Linked DNA regions of Mus musculus: region 1 is linked to region 2. Evidence: chromatin contacts called from ENCODE POLR2A ChIA-PET data. All regions are on one chromosome and are shown on one strand. Each heading gives the region's core, a stretch centred on a gene start or an enhancer-like site at or near the end of the contact. The rest is flanking DNA. Distances are from core to core; before and after follow the strand shown.

What was found. ChIA-PET counts read pairs that join two places held with the same protein, here RNA polymerase II (POLR2A).
Region 1: POLR2A ChIA-PET joins it to region 2 with 26 read pairs in embryonic stem cell. The contact joins the promoter of Srsf7 here to the enhancer-like site in region 2. POLR2A ChIA-PET finds 5 or more read pairs at or near these places in 4 of 5 experiments (Patski and embryonic stem cell).

The regions. Positions count from the first base shown.
Region 1 is chr17:80,205,219-80,209,146 of GRCm38, reverse strand. It overlaps Srsf7 (serine and arginine-rich splicing factor 7), which reads left to right and starts at 1,842. Exons shown (of 8, transcript NM_146083.2): 1 at 1,842-1,972; 2 at 3,119-3,299; 3 at 3,709-3,885. The coding sequence starts at 1,945. It also overlaps a transcript of Gemin6 not described here.
Region 2 is chr17:80,165,457-80,169,260 of GRCm38, reverse strand. The region is part of intron 4 of Galm (galactose mutarotase); the gene reads right to left. Among named protein-coding and RNA genes, the nearest start is that of Gm51284, 28 kb to the left of the region's middle. Within about 2 kb of position 1,316, at least 1 of the 3 ENCODE cell types and tissues checked has a DNase peak (open chromatin) inside an H3K27ac peak, as active enhancers do.

The DNA of each region.
Region 1 (3,928 bases), core at 593-3,092, 39 kb before region 2:
AGAGAGAAGCAGATTAGAAGAATATTTCTCTAGCATGAAAAAAAGCTCTGGGTTGTATACATAGTGAATCTGTGGGAGGCCTGGACTGCAGAAGTTCCTGTGGCAAGCAAACACAGGAAGATTGAGGCAGAACAATATACTGTGTAGTAAGACTGAGGCAGAACAATATACTTCACTGTGTAGAGTTTCTATTTTCTTGCCAGAGATTTTTGTTGAGACACTATAATTTTAAATATTTGAAAATCAACATACATATAAATTAGTAGTACTTAAGAGTCTTTGCTTTTAAAAAGGGGGGGAGGGGCTAGAGATATGGCTCAGCAGTTAAGAGCACTGACTGCTCTTCCAGAGGTCCTGAGTTCAATTCCCAGCAACCACATGGTGACTCACAACCATCTATAAGGTATCTGATGCCCTCTTCTGGTGTGTCTGAAGACAGCCACGGTGTACTCGTATAAATAACAAATGAATCTTTTTTTTTTTTTTAAAAGAGTCTCATGCTTTATTGACCAAGAAGGACTCCTTTAGAGAAAGCACTCCACACCTGAATCCACACACAGCAAATGAAAACGGAGATGAAATACACGTACCTAGGAACTTCCTCTTTTATGTGTAAAATTTCCAACCCTTGAGTATTCCAAGTAGTTACGATGTAATGTTTTTTGTTTTTTGTTTTTTGTTTTTTTTGGTTTGTTTGTTTTTTGCTGGTTGATAAAAAGAACTTGGGCTGGTGAGATGGCTCAGTGGGTAAGAACACTGACTGCTCTTCCTAAGGTCATCCCTGAGTTCAAATGATGAGTTCAAATCCCTGCAACCATATGGTGGCTCACAACCACCGGTAATGAGATCTGACTCCCTCTTCTGGAGTGTCTGAAGTCAGCTACAGTGTACTCACATATAATAAATAAATAAATCTTAAAAAAAAAAGAACTTAGCTCTCTTTTTAGAGTTGAATTTTGGCAAATGCAGAATTCAAAGGCAGATTTTAAGCAACTCAGGGAGACTGATACGTATTGAGTGGCTGAGCTGTAAGGTTTTAAGTAAAAATTCACACACAACTTTTAAAAAATCCAAAGCACTAGAAGGGAAAAATAAATTTGTGCTTCAGATGCAAGAATTGTCTCGGCTCAGTATGCTTGCAAACTTTTACAGTTTTGCCACAACTTTAACATTGCCAGAACCCCTTCTCCACAACCCTATCCCTTTGTTTCAGCAAACCCCCAAGTACTCAGATCAAACTAACAAATTAGTGACTCAGTGCAAAAAGGAGAGGTATTATGCAGACTCCCCGGGGGAAGTCATCCCTTTTGAGGCCCGTGATGCAATAACCATTAGACATAACTGTGGAGTAAGGGTTATTTTCACACTGGTCTTAGTTTAATTACCTCTGTTGAGCCTTAAAGATCACTGAACACAGACTAGGCCAGGTACCCCAAAGGTGGCGACCGGGACAGCAGCGGTTAAATTTTACGGACTTTCACAGAACGGTCTAGTGTACCTGTACTTAGGTTACGGTCGCTGTCAGTTCCTAGATTAAAATGAAGAGGTAAAAGGGTTGGGAGAGGTTAGGAGGACCCACAGGGTTCAGGAAAGGGGAAGGGGAGGGGAGGGAGCAGGAGACCGCCGGAAGGCCACAGGTTTATGGGCAAGATCCCGGCGTTCCCATGGAAACGTATCCCTCCGCTCCGCTCGCAGAGTCTCGCTCTAAGTTCCCTCCGCCCCGCCTCTAGGCTGTTTCCGCCCAGCTTCTTTGTGCCGCGCAGAACGTTGACACAACGCATGCGCAGAAAAAAAGAATCCCCGCCCGCCGCCTATATAAGCGCGACTCCGGCCTCTTCCTTGTAGTGCCGCCGGGATTGCAGGCAGAGGAGGTTGCGCAGCCGCTTCCGTGCTACTCGCGCTGTGAGCATTCCAAGCTAGAGCCGAGTACACGGGCCGGCCATCATGTCACGCTACGGGCGGTATGGAGGAGGTAAGCGGCCAGGGCCCCAGGGGAGGACGGTGCTGCCCGCCGACCGAGCAGAGCGGGGCCGCAGGGGCGGCGCGGCGGTTAGAGACGGTTATTCCGCGTGCGTAATGGCGGCTCCTGCGCACGCTGTACGAAGCCCGAGGCCGCGGGGGCGGGGAGGAGGAGGGCGAGCGGGACTGGAGGGCATGTGTGCCGCTTAGGGCCCGGGCGCTTGGCGCCTTTTGGTCTCTCCTGGACAGGCCGAAGCCTGGCGGGGTCGCCGTGGTGGCGTTGGCCATTTCTCCGCGCTGCCGCCCGCCTCCACCACCCCACCCCCCGCCCTCGGCGGCGGCGGCGGCTGCCATTTTGAGCACATTGATGACCGTGGTGGCGCATTTCCTCAGCGCTTTCCCGCCACTGGAGCCGGGGAGTGATGATGGGCGTTAAGATTCGGGTTGGGCTGGAGACGGAACGAAACCGGCAGCTGCGAGCTGCGCGTCGTCCAACAATTGGTCGGCATGAGGAGTAGCGCGAGGGGAAGACCGCTGCAAGCGGCGACGGCTTTTTTTCTCTCTCTTTTTTTTTCCTTCGCCGTTTCGAGCGTGGCTTCTGGCTCTGGGGCGGGGACTCGGGTGAGCCTGCGCCTGCTGTGGAAGCCGGGAACTGGCTCGGCCCTGATCCTCGCTGTAGACCTCTCCGCAGGCCGGGCCGCCGGAGCCCGCGCGCTGTTGTGCCCGAGGCTGCGGGGACTCGGGGGGCGGGGCGGGCCCGAGCCGGGCCCCACCTCCACCCCGCACGCCTCAAGTCTACCATGCTCCCGCTGCAGTCTCCCAGGGTTTCCTTCCTATAAGAGCGCCAGAACTTGGTCGCAGGTCTGGCTTTCCAGTCTTTCACGCTGTAAGATTTAGTACTTGGTGAAGACCTCTAAATAAAGGGAGCCAGACCTGGTGGTGCACTAGCTGCCTCAGGGAGGTTGAGGCCTGAGAGTCGTTTGAGCGATGTATAGCTAACATAGTTGTAGGGTGGCTCCGAGTAGATCACTTAGCTGGCTCAGAGTCTCCAAAACAAAACGTGTACGTTGCACAGCTCTTTAAGGATGGTCTGTTTTAAAGAAATGAATTCCCTATCACACGTTGAATAACATTTGTTCTGTTTACATTTTTTAAACAGAAACCAAGGTATATGTTGGTAACCTGGGAACTGGTGCTGGTAAAGGAGAGTTAGAAAGGGCATTCAGTTACTATGGGCCCTTAAGAACTGTGTGGATTGCCAGAAATCCTCCAGGATTCGCCTTTGTGGAATTTGAAGACCCTAGAGATGCAGAGGATGCAGTTCGAGGATTGGATGGGAAGTAAGTGGGTTGTTTTTCAAATTTCTTTAAAATATTCCCTCGGGCTGGATAAGTAATCTCGGTGCTAATCATAGACTCTCTGGGGGTGGACCTTATTTTTGATAGTGTCTCTGGCCTATGTTGACCTGGAACTCACCATATAGCTCCGGTGGTGGTTGGAGCCCTCATTCTGTCAGCCTCTCACATGCCTTACCCTTCAGGCACTGGATAACTTAAGATTTAGGACTAAAGGTGGAATTGGCGGGGTTTTGTAAACAAAAGACTAACCGTGTAGAGAGAATGAGCAGTTGACATTTTTTTAATAAATTAATTTTTATTAGATATTTTCTTTATATACATAGCAGTTGATATTTTTAAATCTAGAAGTCACATGTGTATTCTAACATTAGCATTTTCTTATGTTTTGTAGAGTGATTTGTGGTTCTCGAGTGAGGGTTGAACTATCAACAGGCATGCCTCGGAGATCTCGTTTTGATAGGCCACCTGCCCGTCGTCCCTTTGATCCTAATGATAGATGCTATGAGTGTGGTGAAAAGGGACATTATGCTTATGACTGTCATCGCTATAGCCGACGAAGAAGAAGCAGGTATTTAATTAATGAAGGAATGGTTGGTATTCTAGTTAATCAA
Region 2 (3,804 bases), core at 67-2,566:
TCTTTTAAAACTTTTAATTTTGAGACAGCGTCTCATATCGCCCAGGCTGCCCTTGAGCTTGTACAGCTGAGAAGGCTGACCTTTTCTAAGCCTGCCTCTACCACCTGTGCTGAGGTCATGGGTGTGGCCACCACGATTGGTTTTATGCAGTACCGAGGATGGCCCAGAGACCTCATTCATGCTCTGTGGCATTCAACCAACTGAGCTTCATCCCCACCCATTTGTGTCTTAATAGAACTTTCAGCTAGCCTGATTTAAGGAAACCGCTGGCTGAAAGCCATTAGCTGAAGACTGACTTGAGGAACACACGTTTAGTGATGGAGCCCACGAATGGCGTGCTAGAGGGAGGAGGGAGAACACAGGGAGCTACTGTCCACTGGAGACCATAGAGGAGCTGGGGAGAGCAACAGAAGGGGAGAAATGGTGCCAAAATGAGAAAGCAACATACGCTCCTGCAGGCTAGCTGGAGCTTTGTTGATAGCTGCTTGGAAGGAGACTCAAGGACCACCAGCAGCAGCAGAACATGCCTCACCTACGGGCTTGTGAGAATCACGGACCCAGTAGCTCAATCAGAGAATGCGGAGGCAGAATCTGTATTTAACGACCTCCCCAGTGATTGGTATGCACAGACCTGAGCACTGAGGCGCTGCTACACAACGGGAAAAAAAAAGATAGAGGGAAGAAAAGCTGGCAACAGGAAGCACTCCCGAGCAGAATTCTGGTCTCCATGGGGACGGCCCAGCTGTGCTTACAGCCCAGCTGCTCCAATTACGTCTGTCTCTTTAGCTAGTCAGGTTGGGAATAGCCAGAAAGATTTGCATGAGGAGGCCTGCAGTAATGGGGCTCCTGGGCACAGGTATTCGTCTGATATCTAATTAAGCCATCTTGGTTAAGTCATCTCCTGAATGGCAGTTATTATTTTAGGAAGCGACATAAAGAGGATGATAATGAAAGGTGACACCCTGGGTGGGAATTCTTACTTCATTCCAGCAGCCAACAAGGAAAAGCACCTTGGGACTTTCCTGTAGAGGTAGCATTTTGGAAACATTTCACAGACCCCTCGGTCTCAGCACTCCTCTGCACTTTTCCTCTGCTGTCTGGTTGTGTTGATGATGTCATTCCGATACCATGTGGGTGGGTCCCGCTCTCCCCAATCTCTTTCTCACTCCACTGAGGGCTTTCTGATTTTTTTGACTCTGACTCAAAGGAAGGAGGGTGTCGCTTCCAGATATGACGTGACATCCACAGCAGGAAGAGCTGAGCTGAGCCGCAGGTCACTTTCAGATGAGAGGGCAATTCTTCATGGTTAACCCACATAAGGCATTTCCTGACAGTGTTTTTCCATCTTAGATGGCCATCAGCACTGAACACAGGGATTTGCCATTAGTTAAGAAGTTCACTCTGCCGTGGCTCTCTGCCCAGCTGTGGCCTTCATGCCTTCTGGCTGTACCGCAGGTGTGAGGTTCCAGATAGGTCTGATCTTCTCCAGAGACCGCCAGGTCCCTGGTGTCACCGTATTTTCTTACTATGTATCCTACCATCCTTCACATCCTTTGATACTTATGAAAGACCCATTGTCTACAGCCTAAGCTACTGGCTTAGTGACCTTTCTTGACCTGTCTAACACTCTGACCTCCTGCCCTTGGATCTGACAGAAACCCTAACTGTGGGCCAATCCACGTTCTTTGTCCAGACTTCTGAAAGAACCAGGAGAAAATTCACAGACTGAGGCTATTCACATTCATCATTTGGATTCCCCAAGTTCTCCCACAACCATTTCAGTTCTCAAGTCAGTTTCCCTCTCCCTTAAAACCTTTCTACCTTGAGTGGTACCCAACCTCTCCGTGACACCCTCTCCCCTCTTCCCTGCCTCTTCCCTTTCTCATAAGCTGTTGAGGATAGACAGACCCCACCCCCAGCCCCCAGGCCTCAAGGATTCTGTGTTCAAGTTACCTTAGCTGATAACAGCTCACAGGCCCACACTCTCTGACACAAACTGGCTTCTGCCCTGATCACGCTATCAGGTGGGGTTAGCTGGGACAGATTCTCCTCTGCTCTCTGCCTGGCCATCTTCCCACCACCGTCCAGCCCATCTTGGTTTTTTGAGACAGGGTCTCTCACTGATCTGCAGTTTGCAGATTTGTCTAGGCTGGCTGACCAGAGAGCTCCAGGGAGCCCACTGTCTCTACCTCCTAAGTGTGGGGTCTATAGGCATGTTCTACTAACACCCAGTTTGTATGTGGGTTCTGGGGCTGGAACTCAGGTCAATAAGCATTCAATTGAACTAACTCTCCAGCCCCAGCCACCTGATTTTACCTCCTAAATATAAAATCCCCTTCTTCTAGCTGACCCCTGCCTTAGGTCCCCCTTAATTCTCACTTGGATATTAAGTAGCTTTCAACTGGTCTCTGTCTCCAGTCAAGCCCCACTCTTACAATATTGTGAGACGGTATTTCTAAGCTGACAATGGTGTGAAGTCGGTCTCCTGGATTCAAACACTCCAAAGACCTCCATGAGGTCTAATGTGCAAGCAGAACCCTGTTCTCTGGTGCTGACCCTGGAAGAGCATGAGCCAGCAAGTGAACAGCTTAAAATTTCCACTCTACGGGGCTGGAAAGACAGCTCAGCCGTTAAGAGCGTTGACTGCTCTTCCAGAGGATCCTGGTTTAATTCCCAATACCCACATGGCGGTAATTCTAGTGCATCTGTCTGTAATATCTAGTTCCAAGAGCTCTGACACCTCCACACAGACAAACATGCAGGCAAAACATCAGTGCAATAAAATAAAAATAAATTATATATTTAAAAAACTTGTCACTCGAGTCCTTGCCTTGTCTGACTTAAAAAGTCCATCCTACTTCAGTGTTCCACGCTTTGGCTTCTTCACTCTCTTTATTTGTAGATTCTGAGACACTAAAAAACTTCTCAAAAATAGCCTCCCCCCGTGCTCAGTTAACACTGGAAGTATTAACGTCTACCACACCTCGAGCCCCCATTAGATTCTTCTACTCCCTGGGAGCTCCTCCAGGGCTCCGTTCTCTAAGAACGGCCCAGTCTTAGGTAGTATGGAAGGCAGTGGGCACCATATGAACCTGAGGTTGCTCTGTAAACTAAGCCCAGCCTCTGCTGCAATGATTCATCCTCTTTGGAATAAAGGACTCTGAGGAGCTCTGCCCACCCTTGTCAGACCTGTAGGAGGGGAAGGCACGAGTGTTAAATCAGAACTCTGTGGGTAGTGATCAGAGCTCTAGCAAATAGCTTCCATCATGACAAATTCACATGACGTGAGCCTGCAGTTCTCACAGGAAGCACACGGAGCCTGGCCGAGTGCTTTCCTCTGCGCTATCTTCCTGCCAAGTTTCCAGCAGGCTGGCTTATGTTCGCCAGTCTTGAAGCAGTGGGTGATGTGTTTCTGGCAGGGAACACAGGGAGCTTTGGGAGGTATTTTGGAGGCTCACAAAGCTGTTCTTGGATCATTCTGTGGAAAGGTCCTCAGAAATGTGTCCCCTTGGGAAGCACCACTGCCATCAGGAAAGGTCCCTGGGTCCTCTGTGACCTTTTCGCGTACTGTTTAGACCTGGCCTAGAACAAGCAGCTTTACTGCCACTGCTTGCTTTGTTTGTTTGGTTGTTTGGCTGGTTGTGCGTGTGTATGTGTGCGATATACATTGAGTATATGAGTGTAGACACATGCATGCCACAGTGAGCATGTGGAATTCAGAGGAAAAATGTCAAGAGTCAGGTCTCTCCTTCCACCATGTAGACTCCAGGGCTCGAACTCAGGCTATCTGGCTTGGTGACAAAT